Regions from separate parts of the Homo sapiens genome. Here region 2 is linked to region 1. Evidence: read pairs that join two places in POLR2A ChIA-PET (ENCODE). Cell type or tissue: HepG2. All regions are shown on one strand. Links, peaks and the distances in the headings refer to the core of each region. The heading gives the core; the rest is flanking DNA. Region 1 overlaps NIFK-AS1 (NIFK antisense RNA 1). Region 2 overlaps LOC105373590 (a long non-coding RNA gene).

Region 1 (5,378 bases), core at 56-5,055:
GCATTTCCGAGGTACAAAAACTGGGAACACAGGAAGGTGGGCACAAACTCGAAGACCCAGAGGGACAGATCCCACTGTAATTGTTTACTGTCTGTCTCCCTCAGACTGTGTCCCGTTCAACCTTGTGCCCACCCCCACCTGCTCCCCCACACTTGGCAATCAACTGCACAGAACAGGTACCCAGGAAGTGCCAAGGGAGTGAATAGTTCAGATGTGGGCGTGAGAGAAGTGCCCAATGAGTTCATTCATTGGAAAGAAGGAAATTATCTGATGCCACTGTGGGGGTTAGGGAAGACCTAAGATTCAGCACACCATGCTAGGAAATGCCTAAGAAACACAGGAGGACTGTGGCAGACGTCTGCTGTTTCTGGTTCCCAGCCTCGTTGGCCTTGAACGTTCGCCTCCCAATTTTCTTTGAATTCACCACCTCTCCCCACTCTAGTCAACCCATGCGAGTCTCCCTTTCAAATCAACCTATGTGAGTGACCCCAGCAAGAGGTCCTGCCAGTGCAACAAGGCCCAGGCCGCAGGGACAGACATGTTATAAAGTTTGGGCAAATGAGAGTCCTCCCTAGGACTCTTGCTAGAACTATTGGGATAGGCACACTTCCCACAGTGTCTCCAAACTCGGAGGAGCAGCTGGCGGCCCTTTCATCACCACAGGGAGCCCTAGCCCAAGAATAAAGCCAGCCCCAAAAAAAGCCAAACCAAGAGATGGAAGGAGATGGTTTCTTGAGGCCCTTGTCTGAGTCCCTCAATCTAGCCATGCATGACATTCCTTAGACTTTTCAGTAAGGTGTGCTAATCATTTTCTTTTTCACCCCAAAACCAGTTTGAGTTAGATTTCTGTCACAGGCAAGCAAAAACTTCCCAATACAGGCAACAGATTTTTCTTTTATTATTATTAATTGGCTGATTTGCTGGGCATAGTGGCACACACCTGTAGTCCCAACTATCTGGGATGTGGGAGTACTGCTTGAGTCCAGGAGTTTGAGACCAGTCTGGGCAATATAGCGAGACTCTGTCTTAAAAAAAAAAAAAAAAAAGAAAGGAGGCTGGGCATGGTGGCTCACTCCTGTAATCCCAGCACTTTGGGAGGCTGAGGTGGGTGGATTACCTGAGGTCGGGAGTTCAAGACTAGCCTGACCAACATGGCGAAACCCTGTCTCTACTAAAAATACAAAATTAGCTCGGCGTGGTGGTGCATGCCTGTAATCCCAGCTACTCAGGAGGCTGAGGCAGGAGAATTGTTTGAATCTGGGAGGCACAGGTTGCAGTGAGCCGAGGTCGTGCCATTACACTCCAGCCTGGGCAACAAGAGCAAAACACTATCTCAAAAAAAAAACAACAAAAAAAAACCTGGTGTGATTCCGTCCTGCGCGGCTATTCTCCCTGTTTAGGGGCTGGTACAAAGGATGAATTGCACATTGTTGAAGTAGAGGCAATGAATTACAAAGGCAGTCCAATTAAAGTAACACTGGCAACTTTGAAAATGTCTGTACAGCCAAAGGATTCCCTTGGAGGCTTTGAAATCACACCACCAGTGGTCTTACGGTTGAAGTGTGGTTCAGGGCCAGTGCATATTAGTGGACAGCACTTAGTAGCTGTGGAGGAAGATGCAGAGTCAGAAGATGAAGAGGAGGAGGATGTGAAACTCTTAAGTGTATCTGGAAAGCGGTCGGCCCGTGGAGGTGGTAGCAAGATTCCACAGAAAAAAGTAAAAGTTGCTGCTGATGAAGATGAAGATGATGATGATGAGGATTTTGATGATGGGGAAGCTGAAGAAAAAGCGCCGGTGAAGAAATCCATACGAGATACTCCAGCCAAAAATGCACAAAAGTCAAATCAGAATGGAAAAGACTCAAAACCGTCAACACCAAGATCAAAAGGACAAGACTCCTTCAAAAAAACAGGAAAAAACTTCTAAAACACCGAAAGGACCTAGTTCCATAGAAGACATTAAAGCGAAAATGCAAGCAAGTATAGAAAAAGCGCATTGAACAGTCCTGGGCACTGCTGGTAAATTAAGCCCAAAGATGGGGAGAAAGGAAAAGGAGAGACAAATATAGTCCATACTGAGTGTCATCAACAATCCAGACTGAAGTCTTCTATTTTAATTTCAATCCCCTTTTCTGATTTGCCACCCATGCCTCTTCAGGCTGGAAATAATCTCACGCTTGGTTCCCTAAAGCACTTTCTTCCGGCTGCTGTGATTCAGTGAACCTTGCCCTTTCCTTTCTATTACTTGTGCATTTGCCTCACCTCTGACAATGTTTTAAGTCGCCTTTGTATCTCCTTAGCTGCTTAATAAATATTTGAATGAATCAAAAAAAAAAAAAGGAAAGAAAACAGAAAAAAAAAGATAAACTGGCAGATTTGAAACAATTGTAGGTTTAAGAGGAAAAACTTATAACAAATAGCTGGGAATGATACCATCAGAGATGAGCTCAAGAGCAGTGGTGGGAAGAGGCCTGCTGCCAGCGCCACCCCTGCTCCCGCCCTGCTGGTGTGGTCAGAGCAAGGTGCTGCAATGGACTCAAGAACATTCCTATCATCCTGATGAAGTCATAAAATAGAAACCTCACTCTTTTGTCTTCCTGTTAGCAGGTGTTTGGAAGCCTTCAAACAGTTTCCAAAAGTCTCAGCAAGCTGAGAGCAGGGGCTCTCAGAAGCCCACGGGGGATGTTTGGCACCTGTTTTGCTGGTAAAACGCGAGGAAGTCCATATGTACTCTTGCCACCCCCAGTGTGACCAGACGGAAGTTTCTCCCCTCTTTACGTTGTAAATGTCTTGCATAATTTAGCCTCTCTTTTCCTGGTTAAACGTTACCCACAGCTGCCTGCTAAATGGAAAAATGACCAACACATCACCAGGCAGGTATGTGTCCATGAAGAATTTCCCACGAACCAGCAGGGATGTTGACCTCTCATTTTAACAACCTGGGGTTGTGAGACCATAAAAATCACTTGTGCGGGGGGTATAGGGTTGCAATTAATTGTTCCTCACAGATGCTACTGTGTCAGGAAGTGAGGGCTTTCTCTGATGATATAATGACCTTCATTCAGCCACCAGATCCTTTAAGCAGGTAACACTAGCCCAGTGGCAGAGTTTTTATTGTTTCCTTTCAAAAGCCATGTTTTCGGAGATTAAAAATTTGTTCTGCTTGCATTGAAGTAGGCCTTAAAAACAAAACAAACTTTTTGTTTGTTTTTGAGACGAAGTCTCGCTCTGTCGCCAGGCTGGAGTGCAATGGTGTGATCTCAGCTCACTGCAACCTCTGCCTCCCCAGTTTGAGCAATTCTGCCTCAGCCTCCCGAATAGCTGGGACTACAGGCATATGCCACCATGCCCGGCTAACTTTTGTACTTTTAGTAGAGACGGGGTTTCACCACATTGGCCAGGCTGGTCTCAAACTCCTGACCTAGGTGATCTGCCCGCCTTGGCCTCTCAAAGCACTGGGATTACAGGTGTGAGCCCACCATGACCAGATGTTGAATGAATTTTGACAAATACATACACCTGTGCAACCAGCCCCACAATCAAAATGCAGAATAATTCCATCACTCCAAAGTTCCCTCATGCTCCTTTGCGGCCAATCTCCTCCCACAACCCCTGGTTCCAGGCTACCACTGATCTCATTTCTGACCCTATAGTTTGTCTTTTCTATGATTTCTTTTTTTTTTTTTTTTTTTTGAGACGGAGTCTCACTCTGCCACCCAGACTGGAGTGCAGTGGCACAATCTCAGCTCACTGCAACTTCCCCCTTCCAGGGTTCAAGTGATTCTCCTGCCTCAGCCTCCCAAGGAGCTGGGACTACAGGCGCCTGCCATCACGCCTGGCTAAACTTTTCTATAATTTCATATGAATGGAATCATACAGCATAGACTCATTTTTCTCTGTTTCACAGACCATCATCCATGCATCAGTAGTTCTTTTTATTGCTAGGTGAATGAAGCACAGTTTGTCCATTCACCAGCTGATAGACATTTTAATTGCTTCCAGTTTTATGCTATCATTAATAAAGCACTTATAAATATTCATATACAAGGCTTTGAATGAACATATGTTTTTATTTCTCTTGGATAAATACGTACAAGTTGGATCTCTGGGTTATATGATAAATTTATTCTAACTTTATAGGAACCTGCCAAACTATTTCCAACAGCAATGTATGGGAGTCCCAGTCGCTCTACATCCTTGCCAATATTTTGTATAGTCAGAATTTTCAATTTTAGCCACTCTAGTGGGTGTTTAGTGATACCTCATTGTGGTTTTAATTTTGGCCTCTCATTTGACAGAGAATCATAGGCAGAAGAGTCAAAGCTTGGACTTCGCACCCATGGTCTTTTGAAGGCCACAGGCAGGGAAGGCAACGCCCATGCACCCAAGTCAAAACATGTGGAGAAAATCTTACCCTGTGGAGGAAAAACCCACTTGTGGATTTGTTTCAAAACTTAGTTTAGATCTTTTGAGTTTTCACATTCGTGTGAGATGTGCCTCCCTCAAACCTTGTTACTACCTTGGCACATTACATATCTGATGTGAAAATTAAATAAAAAAGAAAAGAAAAAAAAAGTTTATGAGGGAAACTCATTACCCACCTGTATCGTAATGGAGATGAATCTCCTAGAGCGATCTAAACATGCGGCTTTTCTGGTTTTGAAAGGGGAAGAGCTGGCTTGGAGCGCCACACACTGGGCCACGATCTTGACCTCAATCTCGTCAATCCTCCTGGGCATTTCTTCAGGACCGTGGTCAAAGAACAGATAAACGAACAGTGTGTCAGGCACCGTTCCACACATTGGTGACCTGGGCCCTGTCCTTATGGAGCTTACTATCCCATGAGGAAGGCAGATGCCAAACAAGTGATTATAAGTTGTGTGCTATGGAAAGCAGGCGCACTAAGCCAGGAGCACATGATAAGGGGACTTAACCCAACCCCAGCGGCAGGAAAGGGCCCAAGCCTTCCAGGAAGGGAAAGAACGCACACAAAGCTCTGGGGAGGAACTGGCAGTGTGACTTAGAGGAAACCAGGGAAGTCCAATATGGTCACGGCCTAAGAAAGAGCCTGACAAGAACACAGAGGCCCAGGCTCATGGCAGCAGGATAGGGCCTGGGCCTTTGTTTTTTCCCAAGTTCCCAAGCTGTCCTGATGGCAACCAAAGTTTAAGAACCACAGCCTCAGAACAATCCTCCAGGCTACCTCTCCTGCACCAAACACAGCCCCTGTTGGATGGAAGTTGATTCCTCCAGAGGGCCGTCTTAAGCCTCCACGCTGTGCAATTCTCTATCACTTCTTTAGTCTTTTTTCAGATGGTGGGTTTTTCACTATTATATGGCTTTATTTACTTTATTTATTTATTTATTTATTTTTGAGT
Region 2 (5,378 bases), core at 157-5,156, 71 kb before region 1:
TTTAAGCAATGATAAATTTTAAATAATGAAGTGGATGCAAAGAAAATATAATAAAAGTGAAATTCATCTTATATTTCTAAATTTAAAAGATGCAAATTACAAGCAGAATGTAGACTATAATTCTAGTTTTTGGAAAATTTAGAACCACAAAAATATTAGTAGTAAATTTTCTTTTTTTGAGAGCAAGAGATGATCTCACTGTCACCCAGGCTGGAGCGCAGTACACCATCATAGCTCTCTGCAGCCTCGACCTCTCGATCTCAAGCAATCCCAACTCAGCTTCTTGAGTAGCTGGATCTACAGGTGCACGCCACCATGCTTAGCTAATTTTTTAACTTTTTGTAGTGACAGCATCTTGCTATGTTGTCCGGGCTGGTCTCAGCTGCTGGGTTCAAGTAATCCTTCCACATCAGCCTAGCAAAGTGCTGGGATTACAGGCGTAAGCCACCACACCCAGGTTATAGTGAGTATTTTGAGATATTGGTATTAAGGAAAGAATAAACAATAAAATAGTAAAAAGATACATTGGTAAAAGTAAACAAATTTTCTAACTCATAATAAGCTATGCTAGTGGCAGCGTGGTGAGACAGCCACTTTTTTTTCTTTTTTTAAATTATACTTTAAGTTCTAGAGTACATGTGCACAAAGTGCAGGTTTGTTATATATGTATACACGTGCCGTGTTGGTGTGCTGCACCCATTAACTCGTCATCTACGTTAGGTATATCTCCTAATGCTATCCTTCCCCCCTCCCCCACACCACGACAGGCCCCAGTGTGTGATGTTCCCCACCCTGTGTCCAAGTGTTCTCATTGTTCAATTCCCACTTATGAGTGAGAACATGTGGTGTTTGGTTTTCGAGACAGCCACTTTTACATATAGCTGGTGGTAGCATAAACTGGGATGGCTTTTCTGGAAAGCAATTTGAAATTATGTATCTAGTCTTTAAAATATTTATATCCTTTGTTAGGGACAGAATCATGACCCTCTAACATTTCTATGTTGAAGCCCTAACCACCAATGTGACTGTATTTGGAGATTGGGCCTATGAGGAGGTTATGACAGTTAAATGAGGTCATAAGTGTGGGGTCTCAATCGGATAGAGATGGTGCCCTTATAGAAGAGGAAGAGATATCAGAGCCCTATCTGTGTCATGTGAAGACACAGTGAGAAGGCAGCCATCTGCAAGCCAGGGAGTGAGCCCTTACCGGAAACCAAATCAGTCAGAACCTTGATCTTGGACTTTCCAGCCTCCAAAACTGTGAGAAATAAATTTCTATTGTTTAAGTCACCTAGTCTATGGTATTTTGTTATGGCACCCCAAGCTGACTAAGACACCCTTAATTCAAATATATGAGTTCGGCCAGCCACAGTGGCTCACACCTGTAATCCCAGCACTTTGGGAAGCTGACGTGGGTGGATCACCTGAGGTCAGGAGTTCAAGACCAGCCTGGCCAATGTAGCAAAACCCTGTCTCCATTAAAAATACAAAAATTAGCCAAGCATGTTGGTGCATCCCTGTAATCCCAGCTACTTGGGAGGCTGAGGCAGGAGAATCACTTGAACCTGGGAGGCAGAGGTTGCAGTGAGCCAAGATCATGCCACTGTACTCCAGCCTGGGTGACAGAGCCAGACTCCATCTCAAAAAAAAAAAAAAAAAAAAGGAAATATATGAGTTCTAGAAATCTTCAAAAGGAAATAACCTCAGAAATGCAATCAATGACTGCATACCAAGATGTTTATCACACTATTATTTGTCATAATGAAAAACTAGAAATTTTGTATCGAATATCAATATTACTCTTTATAGTGAAATAGAAAAAAAAATGGAAGACTGTAAACCAAAATTTTAATAGTAGTTTCCTCTGGGTGGTACAAGTAAGTATTTTTTTAAATTTCTCATGGGTTCCTTTTTTTTTTCAACTTACTAATGAACTTCCATAGCCTTTAAAATTTGTAGGGAGAAAGGATTTTTGTAAAAACACTAGAGATAAGCCAACCACCTCCTCCCACCCCATCCCCCAGGGAACACATACCATCCATTCCCCAGCACCTGACCTACGGACTCATAGTAGAGCATGCCAATAACGATGGAAGAGCAGCTGCACCTGGTTCATGCAGTAAACATCTGTTAGCTTATCGGAATGCATTCCTCTTACTGGTTTTGCTTCGGGGCCTCCTCTCACATTGGATAGTCAATGGGTGGTGGTGTGGTTGTCAATGAACGTGCATTATTATCGGTCAGAACCCCAAAAGGAAATCAGTGGCACATTCAAACTGGGTAATTTGAGGAGAGTTTAATAAAAGGATAATCTATAAAGGGATGGATAGTGTTTGAAGAAAACATGAGGGCTAATGTCGTGCCCCTTACCTAATAATAGGGCAGTGCTGTTGTCACCCTGGCTGAGAGAAGGGTGTGGTTATAAGAAGCTGAACAGAGGAAGAGAACTGTGAGGACAAAGTCCCCAGGCAGGAGCTATGATCCTGGGTTAACAGACAAAGTCATCCCAGTCTTACTTTCCTCCCTTCTCATTGGCCAGATACATCCAGAAGCTGGAAACTAGTTCAGCCCTTTGATGTCATCCTCTAAGGAGACAGAGCAGAATGGAGAAAACAGGTAAGTAAACCTGAAGGCTATGTCTAGCACAGCCCCTGGGGCTCAGGAACCACAATTCACAGCAAAGCTGAGAATTCAACGTCTCTTCCTGGAGTTCAGCTTCCGAGCTCTTGGTACAGGCATACTTCATTTTATGGCGCTTTGTAGATATTGAGTTTTGCTTTGCTTTGTTCTTTAGCGACAGGGTCTCACTCTTTCTCCTAAGCTGGAGTGCAGTGGCACAGTCAGAGCTCACTATAACCTCAAATTCCTGGGCTCAAACGATCCTCCAGCCTCAGTCTCCCAAGGAGCTAGTGTTAGGTTTTGCAGGGAAGGTAAGGGACACCCACACAGAGAGGGCAGCTCGACAGCAAATGCAGGCTTATGTCCAGCATAAAACCTACAGAAGTGGGGAACCATCCTAATGCCAGTGCCCACAACTGCTTATATGCTGGGGGTACTTATAGCTATGGGCGGGAGGGGTCTGAGCAGCGTGGCTTGCTGCCTGGCAGGATATTGAAAAGATGTTCCCGTGATGAGGTGGTTCTGGCCCTTGTTCCGGTGGGCTGTCATCGTGATGTTCCTTGGATCTTTGCCCACCAAGATATGATAGGGATGTTTCTTTAATACGGCCTTTGTCCGCCTTGTGGTCAGGTGGTTAGGCAGAATGTTTCTCATGGCCCAAACCCCTGTAAAATGTTTTGCTTTAACCAAAGTCTGTAAAATAGCAGGGAGCTTACAAAATGGTGAAATTTGGACTAACAGCTAGGACTATAAATGTGTGCCACCATGCCCAGCTAATTTTTTCATTTTTTTGTAAAGACAGGGTCTTGCTATGTTGCCCAGGCTGGTCTCAAAGTTCTGGTCTCCGGCAATCCTCCCACCTCAGCCTCCCAAGTGCTGGGATTACAGGTGTGAGCCATTGCACCCAGCCCTAAACATACCTTTTATATGCACTGGGAAACCAAGAAATTCATGTGACTCATTGTATTCTGATATTTGCTTTATTGTAGTTGTCTGGAACTGAGCCCAAAATTATCTCAGAGGTATGCCTATATAAACATGGGGCTTAGAGAAATGCTTCTCTAGCCAGTTTTTCCCCCACTAGAGAAAGGAGATTAAAACATTCTAAGGATAGAAAAAGAGTTGGAAGACTATTCAGAGTGAGAAATTCATGAGAATCTCGGCTCCTAACCAGTCCCCGAAGGTGATCTCCAAGATAAGAGGATGACAGAACCCCTCAACACATTCCGATCTGACAGAGGAGAGGGGACTTTCACCCCGCCCCTTGTCGAGACTCCCAGGAGGTGACAGCCTTGCAGTACTTTCTTGTACTGTTAAGGCATGGAACAGTTCTATAGAATGGCAACCAACATGCTGGGGCAACCCCACAAGACTCCCTTGGCCCCATGTAATGTGTAAGCCAAATTTCCCCACGTCTCCCAGTGGGGTGTAAAAGTCAACCAGTGGAGAAGAGCTGGTCCTGCAGTCAAGAGAAGGGAAAGCCGCAGCAAAGACAAACATGGGCCATATGGTCCGAGGCCCAGGAAAGGCGGGCTTCATGATGGATGCCAAAGTAGAATGAGGGAAACACACATTTGCACCTCCGAAGCTGTCAGCCTAAGGCAGAGTATGACTGCAGACCAGCCACACACACGTGCACACACAATCACACACACACACACTCTCTCTCCCTCTCCCTCTCTCTCTCACACACACATACTCTCTCACACACACACACACTCCCTCTCTCCCTCTCTCTCTCACACACACACACACATACTCTCTCTCACACACACACACACATACTCTCTCTCTCTCACACACACACACACTCTCTCTCTCTCTCACACACACACACACACACACACTGCCATGGCACGGAACTGAGATCCATCAAAGGGATGTGGTCAGAAGGAAAAAAAATCCCAAACTGAATTCTCATCCAAAATCACTGAGGACACCAATACGTCACTGAGGAAAAATACACTGGAATTGTTTATACTATAAGAGAGAAGACATGTTCAAGACAGAAATTAGGTCTGTTATAGAGAAATTTACTTTTTTGCATACCTAAGTTCATGGCCCATAAAAATCATACCTACGACACATTGTCTTAAAAGTGCAGTCTGATTCGCCATAGCCAAAACCAAAAGGCAGAGCAACCCAAGTACCCACTGGCAGGTCATAGACAAACAATATGTGGTCTACACACACAATGAAATGTTACTCAGCTCTGAAGAGGAAGAACATTCTGACACGTGTTACAATATGGCTAAGCCTGGAAGCCATTATGCTAATGAAATAAGCCAGTCCAGTCACAAAAGGATAAATACTGTGTGGTTCTACTGACATGTAGTAGCCAGAATTGTCTAATTCATAGAGATGGAAAGTACAATGAAGGTTGCTAGAGCTAGGAAGAGGGGTAAAAGGGAGTTATTATTTAATGGGTACAGAATTTCAGTTGCAAGGGCAGGCACAGTGGCTCACGCCTGTAATCCCAGCACTTTGGGAAGCCAAGGTGGGTGAATCACCTGAGGTCAGGAGTTCAAGACCAGCCTGGCCAACATGGCAAAACCCCGTCTCTACTAAAAATACAAAAAATTAGCCAGGCTTGGTGGTGGGCACCTGTAGTCCCAGCTACTCGGGAGGCTGAGGCAGGAGAATGGCGTGACCCCGGGAGGCGGAGCTTGCAGTGAGCCGAGATCGCGCCGCTGCACTCCGGCCTGGGTGACAAAGCGAGACTCTGTCTCAAAAAAGAAAAAAAAATTAACTTTTTAAAA

The links. Peaks named below come from ENCODE experiments on the same cell type or tissue, not always from the same donor. Only the 100,000 strongest peaks of a DNase experiment are listed, where the experiment ranks them.
Region 2: POLR2A ChIA-PET joins it to region 1 with 5 read pairs; 4 of 35 experiments call an interaction of 5 or more read pairs at or near these places.

The regions. Positions count from the first base shown.
Region 1 is chr2:121,705,131-121,710,508 of GRCh38, reverse strand. NIFK-AS1 (NIFK antisense RNA 1) reads right to left here. Exons shown (of 4, transcript NR_037857.1): 3 at 4,602-4,741. It also overlaps the pseudogene LOC124906186 and the pseudogene NPM1P32. Among named protein-coding and RNA genes, the nearest start is that of NIFK, 29 kb to the left of the region's middle. In HepG2, for the core only: no CTCF peak of the experiment used is centred there; DNase peaks (open chromatin) are centred at 2,518, 2,848 and 4,348; H3K4me3 peaks cover 1,557 bases; H3K27me3 peaks cover 684 bases.
Region 2 is chr2:121,776,028-121,781,405 of GRCh38, reverse strand. LOC105373590 (a long non-coding RNA gene) reads left to right here. Exons shown (of 3, transcript XR_923272.2): 2 at 2,540-2,616; 3 at 3,609-3,695. Among named protein-coding and RNA genes, the nearest start is that of LINC01823, 12 kb to the left of the region's middle. RefSeq lists enhancers at 3,827-4,801, 4,802-5,378. In HepG2, for the core only: no CTCF peak of the experiment used is centred there; DNase peaks (open chromatin) are centred at 2,085 and 3,625.